2 separate regions of the Homo sapiens genome follow, and region 1 is linked to region 2. Evidence: chromatin loops called from intact Hi-C (ENCODE). Cell type or tissue: A673. All regions are shown on one strand. Links, peaks and the distances in the headings refer to the core of each region. The heading gives the core; the rest is flanking DNA.

The links. Hi-C counts contacts between places; a loop is a spot of excess contacts. Peaks named below come from ENCODE experiments on the same cell type or tissue, not always from the same donor. Only the 100,000 strongest peaks of a DNase experiment are listed, where the experiment ranks them.
Region 1: a loop joins it to region 2, with 3 times the contacts of the local background. A loop is called at or near these places in 21 of 110 quality-filtered maps.

Annotation. Positions count from the first base shown.
Region 1 is chr7:142,598,500-142,611,052 of GRCh38, forward strand. It overlaps TRB and TRBV17. Among named protein-coding and RNA genes, the nearest start is that of MIR11400, 130 kb to the left of the region's middle. In A673, for the core only: CTCF peaks have their summits at 5,544 and 5,745; a DNase peak (open chromatin) is centred at 5,582; H3K27me3 peaks cover 1,339 bases.
Region 2 is chr7:143,001,137-143,013,689 of GRCh38, forward strand. No RefSeq gene overlaps it. Among named protein-coding and RNA genes, the nearest start is that of OR9A2, 20 kb to the right of the region's middle. In A673, for the core only: CTCF peaks have their summits at 2,512 (motif pointing left), 2,721 and 6,946 (motif pointing right); DNase peaks (open chromatin) are centred at 2,485 and 6,985; H3K27me3 peaks cover 600 bases.

The DNA of each region.
Region 1 (12,553 bases), core at 1,888-9,887, 400 kb before region 2:
CACAGACTCATCACGGACTCAGCTCAGGAAGCAGGTGGTATACTAGGTTGGAAGGAAATAACAGAAACTAGAGCTAGCTTAAGCCAAAGGGGAATGTATTATAAGGCTAAATGTATGTCCCATAGAACCACAAAGCAAGAACACAGGAACTTCCCAGAAATAAACTGCAATGAAACCTTAGAACCGGTGGCTCGCGCCTGTAATCCCAGAGCTTTGGGAGGCCGAGGCGGGAGGATCACAAAGTCAGGAGATCAAGACCATCCTGACTAACACGGTGAAACCCTGTCTCTACTAAAAAAAAAAAAAAAAAAAAATAGCCGGGCCTAGTGGTGGGCGCCTGTAGTCCCAGCTACTCGCTACTCGGGAGGCTGAGGCAGGAGAATGGCGTGAACCGGGAGGCGGAGCTTGCAGTGAGCCGAGATCGTGCCACTGCACTCCAGCCTGGACGACAGAACGAGACTCCATCTCAAAAAAACAAAAAACAAAAAAAAACCTTAGAACCATGGCATGGCTGATTGACAACTCATTTTTTATATACCTTGTCGGCCTCATTCTTTTATTATAAGTTGTCTTTTCTGTTTCTTAGGTCTTACAGTGATTAGAAAATTGCAGATTTAGGTGTTAGCCCTCCAGTCAATTGAGACCAACGTGACTTTCTCTCATGCTAGATTACAAATCCAGGGTGCAGGGGGAAAAAATGTGATCCTGCTTTACTCAAGAATGGGCTCGTGGAAATCCAAGGGAATTGAATTATTTTGAACAAGATAGTATCTGGGAGTCTGTCCCTCTGACCTTGTGGACCAAGGATTTCAAGGGGTGGAATCCAGTCAGAACATCCAATAGGCACCCATCACAAGTGAGAAGTTGGGGATAATACATTTTCTGGAATATAGAGACCTTGGGAAAAGAGAAGAGTTTGGAGAGGGGATCAAAACCTTATTATTTAGAACAATATCAGACCACGTAAAGAGTCTGGTTAATCTCTCTTTAAGAAATTAAACCGGCCAGGTGTGGTGGCTCACGGCTATAATCCCAGCACTTTGGAAGGCCAAAGCAAGCAGATCACCTGAGGTTGGGAGTTCAAGATCAGCCTGACCAACATGAAGAAACCCCATCCCTACTAAAAATACAAAATTAGCCAGGTGTGGTGGCACATGCCTGTAATCCCAGCTACTTAGGAGGCTGAGGCTGAAGAATTGCTTGAACCTGGGAGGGGGAGGTTGTGGTGAGCCGAGAGCGCACCACTGCACTCTAGCCTGGGCAACAAGAGCGAAACTCTGTCTCAAAACAATAAATAAATAAATAAAATAGAAGGAATAAAAAGAAATTAAACCTAGATAACACAAAAAGCATGTTCATTTTAAGTGTGACAACTTCAGATCCTACAAATTCACTAATTGGCCTCTATGGCACTGAAGGAGAACAGATTAATGTACTCTTGGTGTAAAACATATTAATGCACAGAGAATTAAAAGATCTTCAGGTATATGATTCAAATTGTAATGAGGGGCAATGTACTCAACATCAATATTCCTAATGAGGCATTATGGTATCAACTGTACCTAGGCAGGAGACTACACTTATGTTGAGCAGTTATAGAATTCAAAATAACTCTGTTAAAATTTGATAATCCATTCTGTTCACAGATCTGGTCACCACCTAGCATTCGCTTTGAGAGAAGTTCCTTTATTCTCTCCAGTTACATCTGCTCTTATTTCAGTATAAGTTGAACCCAGTTGTCTTACTTCCAGAAGTCCAAAGTTACTTCTTTTCTTGGGAAAAAAATTTACTGTGACTCCTGGAAACAGAAGTTCTCACTTTATCATTTTTCTGATCTATTTAATATTATACCTTCTCATTTTAAGTTCCTTTTCCCGCTCTCCAGAAGTGAGTGTTCCTTAGCGTTCTGTTCTCGGTCCCCCTCAAGCCCAGTCTTGCTGTTGGTGGTCTACATCTTTGCTTTTGTCACAGGGAAGTCACTCCTCTAGATGCTATCTTCAGCTTTTTCTTGAAATATTTCCATTCTACCAAAACTGTTCTCCTAAAGATTAAAATTACGTATTTCCCAGACCAAAAGACGCATGTGTGTTTCTTTGCCTGCTTGATCTCTTTGAAGCTCTTGACAATACTGACCATGCCCTAAGTCCTGAGCATTAATTTTTGCTCAGTTTCATTTACATCATTTTCAACTAGTTTCTCATTTTCTCTCTATTCTTTTTGTTTTCAATGCAGCTCCCAGAAACTAAATCTATCCATTTAATATTCTTTTTCCCAGGAAAATTCTTCTCATTCTATTTAAAGTGTAATATTCTAGTTTAATGGGAAAGTTTTTTGTTGTTGTTGTTTAGCCTTTTAAAAATCTCTACTGAAAAAATTTTGGATATGAAAATTAGCCAGGCATGGTGGCGGGAGCCTGTAATCCCAGCTACTCAGGAGGCTGAGGCAGGAGAATCGCTTGAAACTTGGAGGCGGAGGTTGCAGTGAGCTGAGACTGCACCACTGTGCTCCAGCCTGGGCAATGGAGAGAGACTCCATCTCAAAAAAAAAAAAAAAAGAAAAGAAAAGAAAAAATTGTGAAATGTGGTCTGAGACAACTTTTCTCAGTGTCACCTGAGGCATGGGTTAAACAGGTATATTCTAGGACAGGTTCAGAATTTCAGAGTCGAAATTTCTTGTTGGTGGACTTTAGGAATACGTATCATTGCTCCTGAGTATTTCTGTTAGTGCTGAAGTTCTGCCCCAAGGACTTCGTAAGATTAATAACATCGCAAATCTTCTGTAGTGCTTTAAAATTTTGTTCTTCATTTTTTTATTCTCACTTTCTTCTCTTTCCTTTTCCACTTCCTCTTATGTTTTCCTTAATCTTCAACTTTCCTAAGCACCTGCAAGTGGGATTGGAGCCTTGTTTAACATCGTCCATGTAGCAAAATAAGGATGAGGCCAAATATTTGAACCAAGGATCCCCATCTCCTATGGAAGGTGCCCTGAGGTTGTGGGTGTTGCTGGGGACATGATGTCATGGCCAGATCCTACATCATGCGGCCAAGGGAACCCAGAACTTTCACTGCTCTTTGCTACTGCACATCAGAACCCATCGCTGGGAGTGTCTTGCACTGCCTGACCTCACCATGGATATCTGGCTCCTCTGCTGGGTGACCCTGTGTCTCTTGGCGGCAGGTGGGTCCAGGTATACTTAAACATTTGCATAAAGATGTTTTTGGCTGGGCGTGGTGGCTCACAGCCGTAATCCCACCTTTTTGGGAGGTTGAGGTGAGTAGATCACCAGAGGTCAAGAGTTCGAGACCAGCCTGGTCAACGTGGTGAAACACCTTCTCTACCAAAAAATACAAAAATTAGCCAGGCGTGGTAGTGTGCTCCTGTAGTCCCAGCTACTTGGGAGGCTGAGGTGGGAGGATCACTTGAATCTGGGAGGTAGAGGCTGCAGTGAGCAGAGATCACGACATTTCACTCCAGCCTGGGCAACACAGAGAGACCCTATCTCAAAAAAAAAAGATGTTTTCTTTGGGCTTCCCTTCACCTTCTATGGCTTCCGTCTTCTTCCACAGGACACTCGGAGCCTGGAGTCAGCCAGACCCCCAGACACAAGGTCACCAACATGGGACAGGAGGTGATTCTGAGGTGCGATCCATCTTCTGGTCACATGTTTGTTCACTGGTACCGACAGAATCTGAGGCAAGAAATGAAGTTGCTGATTTCCTTCCAGTACCAAAACATTGCAGTTGATTCAGGGATGCCCAAGGAACGATTCACAGCTGAAAGACCTAACGGAACGTCTTCCACACTGAAGATCCATCCCGCAGAGCCGAGGGACTCAGCCGTGTATCTCTACAGTAGCGGTGGCACTGCATGGCTGAGTCAGTTCCCTCCAGGGTGCAAACCCTCTGGCTGCTCTTCTCCCAGTTGAACTCCAAGAAAACATTTGAAAAAGCCTCTTCCTTATCTTCCTACCCCAGAAGAAAGAAGCGAGTTGATTGTTGTGGCTGCAGCTGCTACCGGGAGAGTACAAGACCATGAATTAAGGTCTTAAATGGTCATGATGGGCACACTGGACAATGGGCTCCTGAAACTACCCAAATACAAAATGAGACATTCTGTGGATCAGGAGGAATCCACATGTTTAGAAGGAAGGGCCCCAGACCAATTTCCAAGTTCAGAGACCAGCTATCTGAGGTTGATATTACTTACCAAAACACAAAAACATTCCTACTGATTTTATCTCAAACACAGTTCTCCTGCAAACTCTTCCCCCACCAACGTACCCCAGCAGAGGCAATGACATGTACATTTATGGAACAGCCTGTTGACTACTGCAGATCCATCTCTTCAATAAGACCAACTTTCCCTGGAGGTCAGTGACTAAACCAAACCGCAAGGCAGACGGCAACACGACCCTCTTAGGGGATGGATGCCAGAGAAACACTGACTAAAATCCCCACTCGGGGACTGTCCTAGCACATTCAGTTCCTCACACAGCTGCCCAGGGGAGCGCGACGTTTTATTCTGTTACTTCAAACACTCATCTGTTCCTCTCTCTCTCTTGCAGGCCCTAGACTCACAGACACTGGAATTAGAGTCAGAAAAATTGCTTTCTAATCCCAAAACTGGTTTTGTTTACTCCCCTTCAGCTGTGAAATCTTGGCAAATGCTCTTACTTCTCTGGGACTCAGTGTCCTCCTCTTCAAAATTAGAGACTTGCTCCACTTAGTCTCTAAGATCTGATACAAATATGATTATTTGACTTGCTATTTATTTATTTATACAAATATTAGAATATTTATGTATACATTTAACATAAATATATTTATATTTAATAAAAACATAAAATTTATAACATTTTATATAAATTTATATCAATAATATATATTTATTGATATACTTATATCACATAAGAGATATATAAATATATGCAAATATATTTTATGTAAATTTTAATACAAATATAAAAAATACATTTTCTATATAAGTATATATAAATACTTATATATAAATGTATTTTATACATTTATATATAAATATATATATAAATATATATTTATATATAAATATATATATAAATATATATTTATATATAAATATATATATAAATATATATTTATATATAAATACAAATACTTATATATATTTATATATAAGTATTAATATATAAATATATGTGTTTATATATTATTATATATAAATAATATATAAATATATGTGTTTATATATTATTATATATAAATAATATATAAATATATGTGTTTATATATTATTATATATAAATAATATATAAATATATGTATTTATAATATTTATCTATTTATCTATCTACAGCTATTTTACACATGTGACAATCAGGGTTGCGATGGAAGACATCACTACAAGCTGGAAAATATGAACATAATTACATATGCAGATAACACAGATCCAGAGACTATCTGATTGCAAGGAACATTATAGATCACCCCTATATACCATAACTTTGAAGCTAATTTGAAATGTGGTTTGTGAAAGTATTATACATTTCCTGCAATCCCCTCCACTGCTGCTAGATGGCAGTAAAGGAACGTGTTAGAAAGTCTGGGGAGGGGACCTCATGATTTATTTACCGCGCAGTCATGATTTACCACGCAATCACGGTTTAGTCTTGTTGTCCTGTCATAATTAATAGTATCCTCTTTCACATACAAAAGTGTCTCAATTTGAACATTAAACTATACGGTCATTGTAGATAATGACACAAATGATAGCATCTCTGTTGAAAGTAAATTGTTTATTAATGTTGCAGTACCTTCATTTCTTTGTTTCGGTTTAATGAAATAGATTTTTTAAATTATAGAATAAATAAACACGAAGCTATAGCATTGGTCTGCTTTTTGTCATTTTACTATTTAAATATATCTCAGCCCTACTTACAGTTTGTATTAGCGATATATGGTGTATGAAGCCTCAACTTAAAAACTCAGCTTGGTCTTCGTAGTGCTTCTGTCACTGTCTGCCCAGCACCCACTGCCTCTCAATGTGTTCCAACGTTTCCCAATTCCTACCTGCTAATAAACCTACCAGGATATTTCCAGACCTATTTTCTCTGTGAAGAAAACCAAGCGACATTGACTTTCCCTCATTCATCTACTAATACATAAATGTCACCACATGCCAGTGACAACGGGGTAAAATAAGTAATAAAAGTGAAATAGGATAAAAGAATTGTTATACATTTATTGGCCTTCCGGAGAAATCCACCCTCTTCTCTCTAGTCTCCTGCGCACCCTGCCAACAATGTCATTGGCTGTAAAAATACCTCATGTTCATTTAACACTCTACAGTTTACTGAGTAATTTGTTGTTTTATTTTCATGCTTTAATTATATGTTTCCAGGTTCTCTGAGCTTTTGAGCTCCTGCTCTTCCCAGATGGGCTTTCATAACAAGGCCAGCCCCTTTCTCTCTCCCCTTCCGCCAGTGCCCATCATTTGAACCAAATTTTCTTCCTGTCTCTCTTACTTGATTCTTTCCCAACCTGTGCCTTCTGTTTGGTCTCTTAAAATATTTCCCTATTCAGTGATAACTCCCTTAATGAAGGCATCTTTATTGACTGCCTTGGAAATCCTCAGAATTATAGAAACATCTTTCATGTCCACCTTGGCATGTTTTATATGTTTCACATATATTTTCATAAATAATAAAAAAGTTATATATTTTCCATACGTAATAAAAATGTCCCTTCAACATGCGTAATATATAACAAGATTAGTGATCTTCCACCTAATGTCTTGGACAATGTGACTTCTGTCTGATAGGTATAGTCTTTGACCCCTACTTACTCATGATTAAAGAAATACCTTTCTCTCAAAGGAACTATCTGTGTTCACAGCGTTAAGTCTCATCCTGGATGCCGCAAGAAGACGTTCAAATGTCCACTGCCCACCCAGGTATGTGATGCTGCCTGCCATGGGTCACTAGAAGGTGATAGTTAAAAGTGTAGGCTCTGGAATCAAACAATGCAGACCACAATTCTGGCTCCTCTGCTCAAATGCTATGTGAACGTGAGCAAGACTGTGAACCTCTCTATGCCTCACTTCCTCACCTCTAAAATGAAGATAATAGTACCTACCTGAGGCTGAGCACAGTGGCTCATGCCTGTAAATCCCAGCATTTTGGGAGGCCGAGGTGGGTGGATCATCCCAGGTTGGGAGTTCGAGACCAGCCTGACCAACATGGAGAAACCCTGTCTCGACTAAAAATACAAAATTAGCTGGGCGTGGTGGCACATACCTGTAATCCCAGCTACTCAGGAGGCTAAGACAGGAGAATCTCTTGAACTCGGGAAGCGGAGGTTGTGGTGAGCCAAGATTGCACCATTACACTCCATCCTGGATGACAAGAGTGAAACTCTGTCTCAATAATAATAATAATAATAATAATAATAATAATACCTACCTGATAGTATTGGGTTAAATAAGATAATTCATGAAAATCCCTAGTGTGGTGCCTAAAACTCAAACGCTAATATACATAGGTTTGGCCTAATATTATGAGGTGTTATTATTTAGGATTGCTGTGCTTCAGCTTTTTGTTGAGTTTCACGGTTTGGCTCTTACTGGACCACTGACAGAAGCAACTCCATGACTGGTTATTCTGTCATTACCCCCAGATACTGTGCGATACCTTCCAAATCTACTACAAACAACGAGTGTGCATTTCTCTTGCTTGTTCCATCCAAGAGGAAAGAGATCTGTCCAGAGATGTCATTCTGCTTCAGTCAACCCAGCCGTGCCAGACAATATCAGCATAAATGTCAAAATTACCATATGTGGTCAACATATGCTGATACTGTGACCATATGCTACATGGGACTTGTTCCCTTAATTGTGAATAAGAGAACTATTCGTGTAGGTGTTATTATCCCCAATTTTATAGGCTCAGAAAGAGTAATAATTGGTCCAATGTCTCACAACTGTATGTTTCATGGCAAAGATTGGAAATGAAGCAATAACTTTTTTCTAGTAAAATTACAAGAATGACCTTAATTTCTTTCTAAGCAAACGTAGTGTATCATCACAACAGTTATGTTAAATCAGCTCAATAATCTCCTAGAAGAACATATTATAATATTCATTAGAGGTGGTATGGGCTTTAAGAGGGAGAAAAAACTAGGCAGGATATTGCTATACGTGAAGTACCATGCTAGATATTTCACATATGGTATTTCATTTCATCCATACCAGCAACCCAAAATTATGTTATTTATCCCTGTTTTACTAACAAAGAAATTGAAGTTTAAGGAGGGTAAGTGCAGGATGAACACTAAGCCAATTGTAGAGCTGGCTTTTGTAATCAGGGATTTTATTTAATTCGATTTGCTCTACTATCATCATGTTGAATTAAGAATGGCAAAGGGCTGGGTGCACTGGCTGACACCTATAGTTCTAGCTACTCGGGAAACTGAGGCAGGAGGGTTGCTTGATCCCAGGAGTTCGAGGCTGCAGTGAGATATGGTCATGCCACCGAACTCCAGCCTGGGTAACAGAATGAGACCCTGTCTCTAAAAATTTAAAAAAAAAATAAGAAATTTTCAAAAAAGAATAAAAATTAAAATATATATATATTTTAAGGCTGGGTGCGGTGGCTCACGCCTGTAATCCCAGCACTTTGGGAGGCTGAGGCGGGCGGATCACGAGGCGGGAAATCAAGACCATCCTGGCTAACATGGTGAAACCCCATCTCTACTGAAAAATACAAAAAATTAGTCGGGCGTAGCGGCGGGCGCCGGTAGTCCCAGCTACTCGGGAGGCTGAGGCAGGAGAATGGCATTAACCCAGGAGGCGGAGCTTGCAGTGAGCTGAGGATCATGCTACTGCACTCCAGCCTGGGCGACAGAGTGAGACTCCCTCTCAAAAACAACAACAACAACAACAACAACAAAAATTTAAAAAAATGTGTGTGTGTGTGTGTGTGTATACATATATATACTTTTTTTTTTTTTTTTAAAGAATGAGAAAGGAACTAGAACAAGCAGAGAGAAAAAGCCCAGGGGCACGACAGCTAAAGGATGACTAATGGAAGTTGAAAATAGGAAGCTGAAAGGTACAGAAATACTGCGGGAAGACAAACTACAAATTATGTGGAGAAAGACAAGAATAAGAACAGTTCCCAGAGGTCTGAACACAGCACATTATGTCTTCTTGCTATACAGTGGCCACCAAACTTGTCAATACTGTAGGCAAATGCTAGTGTCATTGCTTGTGGCTAAGCAGAAATTTTGACACTTGGGAAGGTTGGCATGAGATTGAACAGTTGCCATGGTGACCTGCCATAGATATTTTGATTGATGATGAGTAGACACAAAGTGCCAATGCTTAAGACCTAGCTTCAGATACTTAGGATTTAGTGGAGAGGCTGTTTTGACTATTTCTTTTCTTTTCTTTTCTTTTGAGACAGAGTGTCGCTCTGTCTCCCAGGCTGGATGGAGTGCAGTGGCACGATCTCGGCTCACTGCAAGCTCTGCCTCCCGGGTTTACGCCATTCTCCTGCCTCAGCCTCCCGAGTAGCTGGGACTACAGGCGCCCACTACCATGCCCGGCTAATTTTATGTACTTTTAGTAGAGACCGGGTTTCACCGTGGTAACCAGGATGGTCTCCATCTCCTGACCTCGTGATCCGCCCACCTCGGCCTCCCAAAGTGCTGGGATTACAGGCGTGAGCCACCACGCCCGGCCTGACTATTTCTGACATCTGACTTAGGCTGCACAGGAGGTGGGGTTTCTTGACAGGGAGGAGCTAATGTAGGGACTGTGATGTGCCAGGCTATTTGGGTTGGGGTGGAGAAACCACAGAGAGACAGACATAAGCTCTCTCCCTTATTTATAGGACATACCTACTGGTCCTGCCCTAGGCCCCAGATTCTTTGTTAGTGGCCTTTTCTACTGGGAGCAGGTGGGGCATTCCAGTTTCAGGTGTTCTGGGACCTGGCTTGCAGTTTTTCACTGATGGCTGCATCATTAGGCTCGCTCTTTTGCCCTTTCCTCAGTTCCTGTCTTTTTTTCACTTTCAGTCACCTAGAAACGACAATATCCAATCAGAAGTTGAGAATGAGACAAGTTTGGGAAGACATTGAGGAATGTCTCATATTGTGGTATTGATAAATCTAGAGATGGGGCCACAGCTTGCTTATAGCTGCTTAGAGTAAAATGATTAATCAGAAAAAGTAATTTCCAAGGATTTGTAGTCAGTCTGCCTGAGGCTAATACATTTATTCACAGCAAAATATCTGCTGCCTAAAATGACTCTGCAAGTTACCCCTACAATACCAGCTACTCAGAGTGATGCAATCACCTGGTTGCAATAGGAAATTATCCTGGCTTCAGTTATCTAGTAGAACAGGTGTACATATCAATCTTAGAGCTCTTGAGAAGACCCAGTAGCCCCAGACCCGTGCAATTATATTATAAGCACTCAAGTAACTTCTCAGCTAAAGGAAGAATGATGAAGCAGGAAAGAGAGAAAAATGATTTGTATTTTTTGTGGTTAACTTGCTTAGAAATTTTAGGGAGGATAAACTCAATCTTGACTAATAGGAAATTTAATTAATTTAGAGAGTTATTAAATAATAGCTCCTCCACATCAGGGACTATGATAAATGTTATTAACAACACAAAGAAGAATAAGACTTTCCCTTCTAGGAACATACCATTTAGTGGGAAGAAAGACAGACAGATACACACACACATACACACACACATGCACATACACTTAAACAGAAGTGGTAGAGGCTGAGGGAAATCCCATAAGATAGACATAAAGAAAGTGCTCCATTTGCTCAGAGTTAGAGGTGAAAACCAAGAATATTGGCAGAAAAGAATGTTTTAAAGCAACTTTGAATGATTCTTCCAATGATATTGGAATTAGAAAATGAAGGTTTAGGCAGAGTGGGGAGCAGGACAGTCACTGAAGTGGGAAGGCACACATGGGCTCAGCAAAACCGGAGCACAGTGTAATATCATTAGGGGTGAAGTCAAGAAAAGTAGCTTAAAATTAAGCCATAGAGAATCCAAAGATTTTAAATTTTCTTTTGATTTCAAAAATGATCTTTTCATATTATTGAGCCAGAAAATAATTAAGTCATCTATATATTAGACAAAGTTGTCAAAAGCAACTAAATGGAGGGATGTTAAAATGGGAAAGAAAAAAGCTAGCACATTTAACCTATAGCTAACAATACTGTATTATACACTTAAAAATGTGTTAGCAGGGTAAGTCTCATAGCACAAACAATAAAATAAATTTCTTAAAGAAAAAGTTAACTATTGGAATAGCCTAGACAAGAAATTATGAGGCTTTGAACTGAAACAACAGGAACAGAATTTGAAAGAGGAGAATAAACCCTTGGGATACAGAATGAACAAAATTTTAACACTGTCTGCTGTAAAAAGTGAGGGAGATCAGAGGGATTAAGGTGACCCTTGGATTTCAAGAATAAAAATATGGCCAACAAATCCAGGGAACACAGATGAAAGAGAATATTCAATAAAGAAGACATACAAATTCAAATGGGGTCATTCTGAAATTGTGGCACATTTGAGATATCCTCATATCTATCCTTATAATCAAAACAAACTCACTATCTGCTCATTCTATGACCAGTGACCTCACTCACTGCTGCCTTATACTTCAGGGCTTACACGTAGACACACACACACACAGGCACACACACACACACACACACACACACACACACACACTAAGAAAAGTAGCTTAAAATTAGACCATAGAGAATCTAAAATTTTAAAATTTAGAACAGATCTTCATCTGAGCCAGGAACCATTCATCTATGGCTTCTGTCATTTAATAGAATAAACAAAATCTGCATATGAATCCATGCAGAACTCCAAGTTCAGCATGGTTTCTCACTGTTCTCAGAGCTGGTACCTGAAGCTGCAGGTGTGCATTCTCTGCCACACTCTGTAATGGATGAGTGGAAATTCTTCCATAAAGCTTTTGTCTATTGGGAGCAGGTAAGTCTAGGCAAAGTATGCACAATTTTTTTTTCTGGGATACCCAGTGGAAAAAAATAGAAAAGCATCATTTTTAAAGTACTGAAAGAAAAAAAGTCAACCTGAAACAACCTCATTCTAGCCAGGGCAATTAGTCATTTCAAGAAAATAAGAGACAATCAGACTAGAAAGGAAGATATAAAACAATCTCTAACTACAGTTGACACTTGACATAATCTTGTATATAGAAAATATGAATTCTCACACACATACACATGTACACAGACAACTCCACTAGATTTAATAGGCAAGCTCAGCAAGGTGCAGAATAAAAGATTGATACCAAAAGTTCTATTGTATGTCTGTATGTTAGCAATGATATGAAAATGAAATTAAGAGCAGAATTATGTGTATAATTCCAACAAAATAATAAAATATCTTGGCATAAATTAAACAACAACAAAAAAAAAAACAGAAAAGACTTGTGGGCTGAAAGGTGCAAAATATTGTTGAAATTAAAGACCTAATAGAAAGATACTCCATGTTCATGGGTTGGAGGGCTTAA
Region 2 (12,553 bases), core at 2,297-10,296:
GTATGACATAGGCAGTAATGGAATTAACTTTTGTTTTTTAGGTAGCTGCTAGTTTGTTTGACCATTTATTGAATAATTCATTTTTTCCCAATGATAGTACTGTTTACATTATAGCTATATAGTCTGTTTTACAGATGTAGTTATTCCTCATTATGCTTCTATTTCAGAATGTTTTTGAAAATTTTTTGCTTGTTTATTTTTCCATAATAAAAAGTTTAATCTAAGCTGGGCACGATGGCTCACATGTGTAATCCCAGCTATTCAGGCGGCTGAGGTGGGAGGATCACTTGAGTCCAGCAGTTCAAGTCTGTAGTGAGCTATGATCATGCCACTACACTCCAGCCTGGCTGACAGAGCAAGACTCTGTCTCTAAAAATATAAATGAATGAAATAATGCATGAATAAAATGTAATCTGCTTCTCTAGATTTAAAAAATACTATTGATTTTTAAATTGTGATTGTATCATTTTTATGGATACACTTAGAGGAGAATTGATATCTTTGTATTGTTTACTCCACCTTTCCATTTGCTCAAATCTACTTTTGTGTCTTTCAGGAGCATTTTTTTAAATGTCAATCTAGTTTAAATGTAAATCTTTACTTGTTAAGCTTATTCCTAATAATGTTATATTTCTTTGCTTTTGCTTTTGTAAATGAGGTTCTTTCCTTCCATTATATTTTCTAACTTAATGTGTTTTATATGTGAAGTCTTTTGACTCTCAATATAAATTTTGTGCCCAGCCACATTGGTTTTTTACTTTATTTTGTTGAGATTTCCAGATAAACAAATTATTTAAAATTCATGTTAATCTTTTTTTCTCCTCCTTTTTAACATCTTGGCCCTGCATTTTTTTTCTCTTGTCTAATTGCATAGGCTAACATGCCAGAAATTTTAATTAGTTTACATAGAGATGCAGTACATAAATTTAAATTGAAGATCTGTCATTACATAAGACAAAGGGTATGTGTGTTATTATTTATTTTAGATTGGTCCATCCTCTCACCAGGAGCTCAGGCAGCTGTTAAACTCTGGAAAGAGGGCCTAAAAAAGATAGGGGTATGGATAATGGAAGCCCTGCATAAATTCTAAGCAAAGTGGCAGAAAGCACTTTCTAACCCACCATCCTGCCTCGAGGGAGGGCAAAGACTGATGTTAATGTCTTTGCTGACCTCTTCTGGCAAATCTGAAGTTAGCCAGAAGATGGAAGATTTGATTGGTTATTTTTTTCACTTCGATTTCATATGATCACAAAGTCCCTGGGTTTGCCTGATTCGCCTGTTTGAAAAGATTTTTCAATATCCCAGAAGTTGTTTTTAAAGTCCACACTTTCTTTAACCTCTCAGTATTCTTCTTTTCTTCCTCCTCTTTTATAAAATATTCAAAGCTTTATCTCCCTTCCTTCTCTCACATTTTTGGCTGTTCAAATATCTCTTATCCACCATTATCTTCCCCAATTGACTTTATTTCTGAGCTCCAAATTCATGCAGTCCTTGGAAACAGGGCAAATAAATGGGAAGTCAGTTTGCATGTGAAAACTGATCAGCTTGGCTGGAACAGTTTCAGTGGACAGTGGCAAGGAGAATCCAACTTGCTGCGGATTAAAAAAAAATGCATGGGAAGTATGGAAATAATAACAGTGGGTATGTACTTGTATTTCAAAAGCTTTGCAGGAAAGGAGATATAAGATTGGATGGTAACGTAATGGTTAAACAAGGATAAGAAAAGGGCATTCGTTCATTCATTCACTCATTGTTTAGGGTGTGCAGTGGCCCTGCAAATGCCCCTCTCACATCTCTAACGACAGGGAGCATAGCTGACTGGCAGCCCTAGCTGCTATGCTCCAAAATCCTTCTCATGTCTTAGTTAGGTCATGCTTCCCACAGACTGCTCCTAGCTAATGACTGTGGCTGGCAGGGAGCCACTCAGGTAAGCAATGTAAACTCAAGAAGAACTCGGTGCACTTGTTGGACTTTGTTAGAGCTGCACTGCAATCGCAGACTCTTCCACTCAGTCTTCCCACCTTGACTCTCTCCTTCATAATGCTCACGCCCCCATCACTATCTGATGGCTCTCGCTGCCTTCCCAATGCCAGGCTTCTTCCTTCTTCTCCCTCTGTATTTTCCCAAAGAAATTGCTCAGACTTCTGATCCTGCTGGGTGTCTCCTTCTTGGAAGACTCAGCCTACCACAGAGTGGAATAGCCTGGAGCAGGTTTGTAGGGTAAGAGTAGAGGTGAGAAAAGAGTGCTTTACTTCCCATTTCTCAATTGCAGATTTCTTCCCAAATTTTCTAGTCTTTGTCTGTCTGCCAGACTGGTGTGCTGCTGTCTTGCTACACCTTCCCGTCTTTGCATTTTCCTGATGTGACCCTTTACCTTGTCCCAATTCTGAACTTTCTATCTAGCTTTCAACCTAGGTAGACCAAAGGCATCTGAGCAACATCGGTGTACTCCGAGGAAGGCAGCCATCTTCTCCTAGGGTTTTGTTTCGGCTGCTGAAATATTGCCCTCTTGTGGTTGCCTCTATAATGACATATGAAAATTAACATTTTCATATGTCATAGAATTTCAAGGCCACAAGAAATAGGCATTTAGTACCAAAATAATTTAAAGAAGTGCCAGACACAGATCTGTAAGACATTAAAAATGCCATGACAATCCATTGGCCTTTGTTTCACCAGCAACCCATGCTATAAAGAAAAAGAGTGTTTACTAGAGGGAGGAAATTCACGGGAGTAGAGTTTTATAGCTCCTTCTCCCACATGCCCTAGGCAAGGAAAGGCCGTCTCCAAGAGGCTTAGGTCCTTTACTTATCCTATAGAAGTTAGGTCTGTTTCTTAGCCACTTCCTGGTTGAACACAAAGTCCCAGAAGACCCACCCTGGTGCCCCTAGGGGAGTGACATGGTGAGAGAAACTCAGGAAGCAATGTAGCCAAACCCAGGTTCAGCTGCTCACTGCTCAAAAGCCCAGCATGAGACACGAATTGGTGGGAGGAAAAGCATGTTCATTCGGAGAGCCAGCAAACCGAGACGATGATGGAATTGCATCTTAAAGTACCATCTTAAGTCGGTACAAATTGTACCCTTTTTATGTTAATGCTGGAGGAGGAGGAGGGGGTTGGGATGGAGAGGTGACCAATGACCTCAGACATCCGGGCACCAGCGAGGGTCTGAGGAGGCGGGGAACTTTCTTGTCTTCGGTCAGGTCATGATGCTCCTATAAATCTTTAACAAAACTTCATGCAATTGTTTACATAAGTCTCCTTTAATCCCAGAGTTAGTTTTTAAAACTACATGATTGCCGTTTTTGCGTAATATCTCAGTGCTCTAAAATTATCCTAGCCTACATGCAGGCATGGGTAAAGGTCCCTGAAACAAAAATGGAGTTAGTTATGTTAGTTCTCTTGCTGTTTCACTGTTACAGCAATGAACACCTACCTTCAGAGTCTGAGAGAGCAAAGAGTCCTCTTGCCTTATTAGTGGGAAGTTATGATAGCAAGCTGGTATTCCTATCATTGATAGGGCAAAAGGGGCCACGTGGATGCCATGGGAATGATGAACCTTGGTGAAGGTTCCTGGCCCAAAAGTGGTACCTCCTCAAATGAGACCCCAGCACTGAGAGGCTGTAAGTTTAACAAGCACAGGAATTGAAGGGGATCACAAGGCAATGTGAAATGCAGGTGTTCCTACAAGGTATCTAAAGAATCCACAAATGCACCCAGTAAGAAAGATACCGTTTGGATGCTTGCCCCGCAAAAGGGCATCAGCAGCTAGGGATGGGACAAACAGCTCCAGGCAAGTGAAGAGACATCATCCCCTTCCCCTTGACCTCCTCTTCCCTGTCTTAATACCATAGGATCCAGGCAAAGATGGGGGATTGGAGTAGATGAGTAAGGAGGAGTGAAAAGAGCAAACCATTTCTGCTCTCCACCTGCAGGTCTCTAAATAGCCAGTCAGCTCTGATCAGTGGAAAAGAAGTTCTTTAAATTGGATTCAATATTGAAGTTCTAATATAGATTGAAAAGCACAGTTTAACACCTGATAATGGGTCTTCATGAACACTATGAAGGCATTTTTAAGCAAAGCAAGGAAAATTACAGGATCTGCCCTAAATGTGACAGGGGAAGGACAGGGAGATCTGATGGAGCCTGTTGGAGGCAAAGAGAGAGGGAAAAATAAGGTTTTGTCCTATTTCTATCCCATTGAATTTAGCACATTTAATAAATCGACTACACACACCTTAAAACGTCCTTACATAATACAGGATGAATGAAAAGGTTCTGCCAATGAAGTGAATTGAAGTATTGTCAGGGCCCTTTAAGGGAACCCTATATCTTATTCCTAGTTCATGTCACTCCTCTTTAGGGACAAGGATCTTCCAGTGCCTGGGGCTTCTCTAATTTTGTGGACGTCAAATTGTGTAACCCTTATAACCCTTACAGATTCCTGTATTCCCTAAGGCCACTCTTAAGGAGCTCATACAGGGAACAGACAGATTTCTTCTTCTCTTGATCTCAAAAAGCATTGCTCGTGATCGTTTTTGATACTTCAAGACTGCCATATTCTTTCGGATCTGGCCAATGCTGTGTACGTTCAGGAGCATGAAAAGCATATTGTTGCATTTCAACATCACATATAATTTTAAAACTAGTTAGTTACAATAAATTAATGGTTGCTTGGCAACCAAAGAGCTGAGGTTTTGAAAGGAAGTACTCTATTACTGTTCAAATTAGAACAGCAAGACTTGTTGAAATATTCTGAGTTCTGTTGAATTCCTTATGATGGAACCAAACCCAGGGAAAAACAAGGGAACACTCACATTTTACAGCTCAGTTAATTTTAGGAGAGTAGAGAGGAAGTAAATTGCATCTCATCTCCTAGCTTGGGTTGGAACTGCCCAATTTAAGAACAAGTACTAATTAGCTGAAAGTAAAGCTCAGCTGTGACTTGGCTAAAAATGGGACCTCTTGCAAAAATGTACTTAAAACTGCGTGTGATAGATCTGATTCACTTTGCATGTGAAAACTGGACTCATACTGACAAAACAACGTGTGGGGGAAAGAGTTTGGGAGCATTTTTAAGACTTCAAGATGTTTGTTAGAGAAATGACCATCTAGTTTGCCCATAATGTAACCAGAAATAAAATCCAAACTGACATTTTGGCCCAGAGTCTTGATGAGTATCTCTAGCCAACATTCACTTGGTTGGCTAATGGTCAATCTAATAACCAAGAAATAGAACTGGATATCAGAACAACAGTTTTGATAAAATAAAGGAAAGGAAGACAGGCTGGATAATTCGGAGCTTTCTAACAGGGTTTTGGAAATGTGCATAAAGTTTTGGAGAAAATTTAACCAATCGTTTTGAAGCCTTCCATTAGTAGCAACTCAAAACTATTCAAAAGACTGAATGGTGAATTAACTCATTTTATTTTGAAACTCCTCTGTGCTTAGCTTTTGACTGAATTTAAATTTCTGTTGGAGCAAGCTAAGTTGTTTTAATTTTGATGTTCAAGTCAATTAACCTCTTATTGTGACTTTTTGCCTTAGTTATACAAATAAAATTTTATATAATGTTGGAGACTCAATCATTTTGATGCTGACATTTCTTAATCCTACACATGGTCACATACCCTGGAAAGATATACAAGGCTCTGAAAACACAGCTGCCACGGGGAAGTGAGATTGGATGGCTGGGAAAGAGATTGCTTTTCATGTTATTTGTTTTCACGTGGTCCTATACTTGTGTACTTTTTGAACTTTATGCCATATGAATTTATTAATAATTTGACAAATCAATTTAAAACCAACTTTAAAATCAAATTTCAAATGCATGTGGTTCAAAGAAAAGCACCATGATAGAATTGAAAGAACAGGATCTGGAATTAGGGACCTGAATTTGAATCTCCTCTTGGCGTTTGTGTAGTTAGGAGAACTCGGGCAAGTTACCTGACATCTCTGAATCCCTGTTTTCCTTATCCTTAACGTGGGACAGAGTATTTAATTTACATGGTTTGGTGAGGACAAGGCAGGTAATATCTCTCTGACAGACCTACTTCATGGCATGTGCTCCATGGACTGGTTATATTATTGGTAGCATTCAATATATTCAGTAAAAACAGTATAATGTGTGCCTTCTGTAATCCCCAAGGAGACAGTAAATGTGTTGGTAACATCCCAGTTAAATGCGTACCTGAGAACAGGATTTTCCCAGACATAGCAACATGGGTTTACAGTTTTAACCATTTCACCAACCTCTGCCCCAGGCTCTTCTGGAGGGAATCAACACAGCATTGAATCCCTTTCAATTAACCTTTCTTCTTAAGATCATAGTTCTATCAAACTTTTAAAAATTAGTTAAATTGGCCAGGAGCGGTGGCTCACGCCAGTAATCCCAGCACTTTGGGAGGCCGAGGCGGGTGGATGACCTGAGGTCAGGAGTTCGAGACCAGCCTGGCCAACATGGCGAAACCCCATCTCTACTAAAATAAAAAAAATTAACAGGGCCTATTGGCAGTTGCCTGTAATCCCAGCTACTCAGAAGTCGGAGGCAGGAGAATAGCTTAAACCCGGGAGGCGGAGGTTGCAGTGAGCCAAGATCGCGCCACTGCACTCCAGCCTGAGCAACGAGAGCGAAACTTCGTCTCAAAAAAAAAAAATAGTTAAATTGTGTTTCCCTATTCATGGAAATCATTCTGCTATTATTCTCAGTGAGTGTCTTGGTTCGTGGGTCTCCCTCAAACCATTTTTTAAAATTTGATTTGCTTCAGAATGTCTCTTATTTTTGTTTCAAGTTTTCAAAAAATTGTCCCCGATATTTTCGATCTTTTGTGTTTTTTACTCTCCCCCTCACTCTGGCAATAAGCACAGGCTCTGCCCCCTTTCTCCCTTCATCCTCCGGGGAACAGGCTTTGCAGTCGGAGGCCTGAGCGCCCCGGTACCTCCGCTGCACTACGTAGAGCTGCCACCAGGTGGAGCTGAATCCACACCTCTGAGACCGCACACGCCTCTGACACTTGGCATCGTGGCCTCTCTGGGTCCTGATTCTTTGGAAGGTAGGCGGTAACAACAAACTGTTAATAAAAATTAATTAACTTGGAAAATGAGAAAAATACAATGATAGCAGAAACTATCTCAAGCAAAAATCATTTCATATAATCTCGTCGCTGTAATTAGCAGCATCCACGGAAGACGGTGGCTTCCTCTCATATAGATCCAGTTTAATACCCCAGGCTCAGCCCATTAGTCTCTCCTTCACCTCATTCGTTCTGCAGTGTGTTCCTCTGAGCGCCTCATAGTCACACATCTGCAGGCAGTGCACAATGCCTTTTGCACACGGTCGAGGTCCTTGAACTGAGTACTTTGTGCATGCTATTGGCCTGGAGATTACACAGGCTGCAGAACATGGCTGGCTTGGGAAAGGCAGCACACGGTGGCTACCAAACTCCTTCAGCGGCAGAATTCCCCTAACAAATTGTGAGAATCCCCCACTTGACGCTAAAAGTTATTAAATGGATCCTTTTTATCCCTTCGTTGAGAAAATTCATGCAATACAAAAATTGCAAAATCAGCAATACTCTTCAATGGGTGGGCATTTTCTTTGTAAGAGCATCAGCTGCATACGCTTGAATGTAGCCAGTATTATTTAGTCAGCGCATTGGCAGTGGTTTGTGAGCACCTCACAATAGTGGCTGGGAAACCTCAGGGTAGCTCTTTGGCATCAGCTAGAACCAAGTTGAAATACAATTTCTGTCACTTTCAAGATGTTTCTTAACCTCTGTGGCCCTCACGCTCTTCACCTGTAAAGTGGAGATAATAACCTTTTCTTAGCAAGGCTATTGTATTATAAATAATGTGTGTGATGGATGAAACTGGAGGTCATTATCTTAAGTGAAACAACCAAGACACAGAAAGACAAATACTGCATGTTCTCATTTATAATTGGGAGTTAAATGATGTGCTCACAGAGTGTGGAATAATAGACAATGAAAACTCAGAAGAGTGGGGAGGAAAAGAAGGATGGATGATGGGAAATTACTTAATAGGTACAATAAACATTACTTGAGAGATGGATACCCTAAAAGCCCTAACTACTATGCAATCTATGCATTTAACAAAATTATCTCCTAAATTTAATACAATTTTTTAAAAAAAGCAATAATGTATGCAATGTCTTCATCATGACGGCTGGAAGTATGTTGTCAGTAATGGTAGTCATTATTGCTAAAAGCTAAGTTTCACTCCTAAGCAGCTTTGCTGTTTCTGTGGTATTTAGAGTCTCTCCCATCCTTGCCTACTGGACCCCAGCTTTTCTGCCCTAGTGTCAGCCAGCTGAGCTAGTGTCCCCCGGAATTTGCATGCATGAACTCTCCCTAGCTCCACCAGCCCCTGCCTCTGTTCCTTGTTCCCCAGCCCTGACTTTGTGAATCTTCCTTTCACGGCCTCAAGTCGTCTCCAGTTCTGCTCTAAGCTGAATCATCCTTTCTAATGTATAGTCCTTTCTTCCTTACTCAGTCCCCAAGTCTCCTTCCATCTGTCTCTGTCCCTCCACACATTGAATGGTCTTCAGTTACCTTGATATCTACTCACATGTCTCTCCATCTTCCCCATCTCTCCAATTTCCCACTCAAATTTATATCAACACATCATACATTTATTTTAGCTCAAGGGAAAAAAATATAAATATAATCCATATAAATAAGACACTGGCCCATTTACATCATTAGACAAGTCATTCTTTCTAATTATTTTTTTCATCTGAAACTTCTTCTAACACCTTAATTTTGCACGCTGACTTTAGAAGTGTTTACTTGTATATTTCAACTCGTAACGCCGCATGGTCTACGCATACAGCTTATACTCTCGCTCCCCCCATCACACACAACATTCTAGAAGCATTACTCACCATAATACCACCTTTCTTTCTAGAAAGGCCCAAAAATCACTGCTGCAACATTTTTGATCTGGGCCTCTTCTCTCTTAACATGGCCTGGGTCTCGAGCTTTCTGCAAAGCAGCAGATCTTCGTACACACAGGGGAACAGAGCGGCAGTCAAAAGGCTTGATCAGGCAGCTGTCCGCTGCACTGTGGCCCCTGCCTCACCCCAGGTTTCTGCTTCTGTCGTGCCCAGCCTGCCCTTGGAAGGGCTGGGTAATCTTACTTTGAGTTTGTAGTCTTGCTTATAGATTAATGAACAGACTCCTTCATTTATCAACATTCACTTATTTATGTTTCCTTCCTTTCATATTTTAGTTACACTTTCTGCACCCTGGGAAATTCTTTTTAGGATCTGACTATGAATCTTCCTCTATTTCCATTGGTTCCCTGAGCAATCTAACCAACTTGCAATCTTTGTTACTGTTAATTTGCCTATGACATATAGATATATATATTATTATATACATATTCTTTCCCTTGCACCTTTTCCTATTACATATATATTTTTATGTGTATCATATATAACACATATATATGTATTATATCTATAATATATGTTATATATAATATCCTATGAAAATATATATGGATCATATATATATAATAGGAAAAGGCGTAAGGGAAGGGAAAATAATCCATATATGTTTTCTTGGTTGGGCGCAGTGGCTCACACCTGTATCCCAGCACTTTGGGAGGCTGAGGCAGGTGGATCACGAGGTCAGGAGTTCGAGACCAGTCTGGCCAACGTGGTGAAACCCCGTCTCTACTAACAACATAAAAATTAGCCGGGTGCAGTGGTGCATGCCTGTATTCCCAGCTACTTGGGAGGTTGAGGCAGGAGAATCACTTGAACCCAGGAGGCGGAGGTTGTGGTGAGCCGAGATTGCACCACTGCACTCCAGCCTGGGCAACAGGGCGAGACTCCAACTCAAAGAAAAAAAAAAGAATAGATATGTGTGTTCTTTCCCTTGCACTGTTTCCTCCCTAGTCTACCTTCTGTTTTGTCATTCAGCAGACCCAAGCTCAATTCCTAGCACGGACATGACTAACCATGTAACCAATGATTTATTGTCCAAATTCAAAGAAAAAAGAAATCCAAAGATCAAAGAAAAGTGTAGATGATCTCAGATGGCTCTTCCACCTCTGAAGCTTATGGCCAGATGTGAACCTGCTCCTTTAAATGTGAACCTCCTCCTTATGGCCGGATGTGAACCTGCTCCTTAAATGTGAACCTCCTCTTTATGGCCGGATGTGAACCTGCTCCTTAAATGTGAACCTGCTCCTTAAATGTGAACCTGCTCCTTATGGCCAGATGTGAACCTGCTCCTTTAAATGTGAACCTCCTCCTTATGGCCGGATGTGAACCTGCTCCTTAAATGTGAACCTGCTCCTTAAATGTGAACCTGCTCCTTATGGCCAGATGTGATCCTGCTCCTTTAAATGTGAACCTCCTCTTTATGGCCGGATGTGAACCTGCTCCTTAAATGTGAACCTGCTCCTTAAACGTGAACCTGCTCCTTATGGCCAGATGTGAACCTGCTCCTTTAAATGTGAACCTCCTCCTTATGGCCGGATGTGAACTTGCTCCTTAAATGTGAACCTGCTCCTTATGGCCAGATGTGAACCTGCTCCTGTATTTTTTATGTTCTTCATCTCCTAAGAAGTGGTCCCTCTCATAGTCACAGGAGTGGATACCTGACCTAAGCTCATACAACTCAGAATGGGTAGAGCTGAGACTTGGGCCTAAGTCTGGCTGTAAATTCCATGTTTTTCCACGAATTGTTTTCCAATGATGAGACGAAATTCAGGGGAAAGAATCTGGGCCTCTGAGAAAGCTACTCTTCTGCACTTATAGCCTCTCCAGAGTAGTTTTCTGATCAAATTTTAAAGTGTTCTGGGAGGCTTCAGGAAAGTAGCTCATCCGTGAGAAAGAAAGAAAATAACCTGGCAGAAGCTGGTTACCTTCTGAAATCCCAACTCCTGAGCGGGGAGTTCTTGCTTGTAAGATCGCTTTCTGAATGTCCTCATGGTTGACTTAACATCAGCTGAGTCTTCTATGAAATGTCTATTTAACGTGACTAGAAATGCATGCCAAGAGATTAACGCTGAGCGGGGCCAAGTCCCAGCTGAAAACGGGTGTAAGACGCAGGGGACCCAAGATTTTCTGCCTGATGATACTTACTTTTCTTTCAAACATGAAATAAAACATACCCCCCACAGGGGATCCACCCTTCTTTTGCTCCCCCATCTAATTAGAAAGATTGACTTGTCTAATGATATAAATTGGCCAGTATCTTCTTTATATGGATTATCTTTATAATTTTTCCCTTGAGTTAAAATAAATGTATGATGTGTTGATATAAATTGGAGTGGGAAATTGGAGAGATGAGGAAGATGGAGAGAGTTATGAGTAGATATCTATCTAAGTTACTTATTTCCCCCTCCAGGCCCAGTTGGCTGTTCCTCCTCTGTGCTGCCATGCTCCCCTGCACACTCCTCTGTGGGGTGCTTGTGACCATGTGCTGTTCACTGACTCGTCCCTCTCCGTCACTGTACTGAGCTCTTGGATGGATGAGCTGGATTTCATCTCTGAGTTCTCAGTGCCTAGCATAAGGCCTGATGCTGAATGAGTATTCATTCAGAGTGTGTATGTGCGTGTGTGCGTGTGTGTGTGAGAGAGAGAGAGGAAGAAGGAGAGGGAGAATGGGGGGTGGAAGTGAAGGGGAAAAGAGAAAAGTAAAAAGGGGAAAAGGGAGAAGAAAAGAAGTAAAAAATGAAGGAACGAGGCCAGGCGCAGTGGCTCATGCCTGTAATCCCAGCACTTTGAGAGGCCACGGTGGGTGGAACACCTGAGGTCAGGAGTTCGAGACCAGCCTGGCCAACATGGTAAAACCCTGTCTTTACTAAAAATACAAAAAGTAGCCGGTCATGGTGGTGGGTGCCTATAATCCCAGCTACTCAGGAGACTGAGGCAGGAGAATAGCTTGAATCCAGGAGGCAGAGGTTGCAGTGAGCCGAGATCATGCCATTGAACTCCAGCCTGGGTGACAGAGTGAGACTCAGTCTCAAAAAAAAGAGGGAACGACTGTGAGATACGTCTGGATCAGCACTTCATTCCTTACCTGACTCCTGTAGATTTCTCTAATAAGAGGCCCATTCATGGTGCTTTGGATCTCTGGGAATAAGTTTTAACTCACATATTACTCTATACCACAGCCCTCGACATATCTGAATATTCCTCTGTCTCCAGTGATGGTTACTCATGTAGATGGCTGTAGGGGAAAAATCGGGGAACTGCTACTAGACATACTTGTCATGGTGTCGCAGGGCCCTACCTCTGGTGCCTCAGATTCCTTTTCGTTTGATAGATCGTGGGTCTGTGGACTAGCTCAAATCTGGAGATTTGGCAAAGGATCCTGACTTTCCAGTGGGGTGACTGTCCTTAGCCTTTTTCTTCTACATTCTTGATCTCTTTCAGTTATGTATATTCAGCAGAACTCTTGTTAGCTGCCCACACAGCCTGCCTCAAGAACACTATGTTCTGTGAGCCATCTCCAAAGATCCCTGCAATTCAGCCTGCTCCTATCTACCAGTTCAACCTTTCTGCCCAATAGGGTAA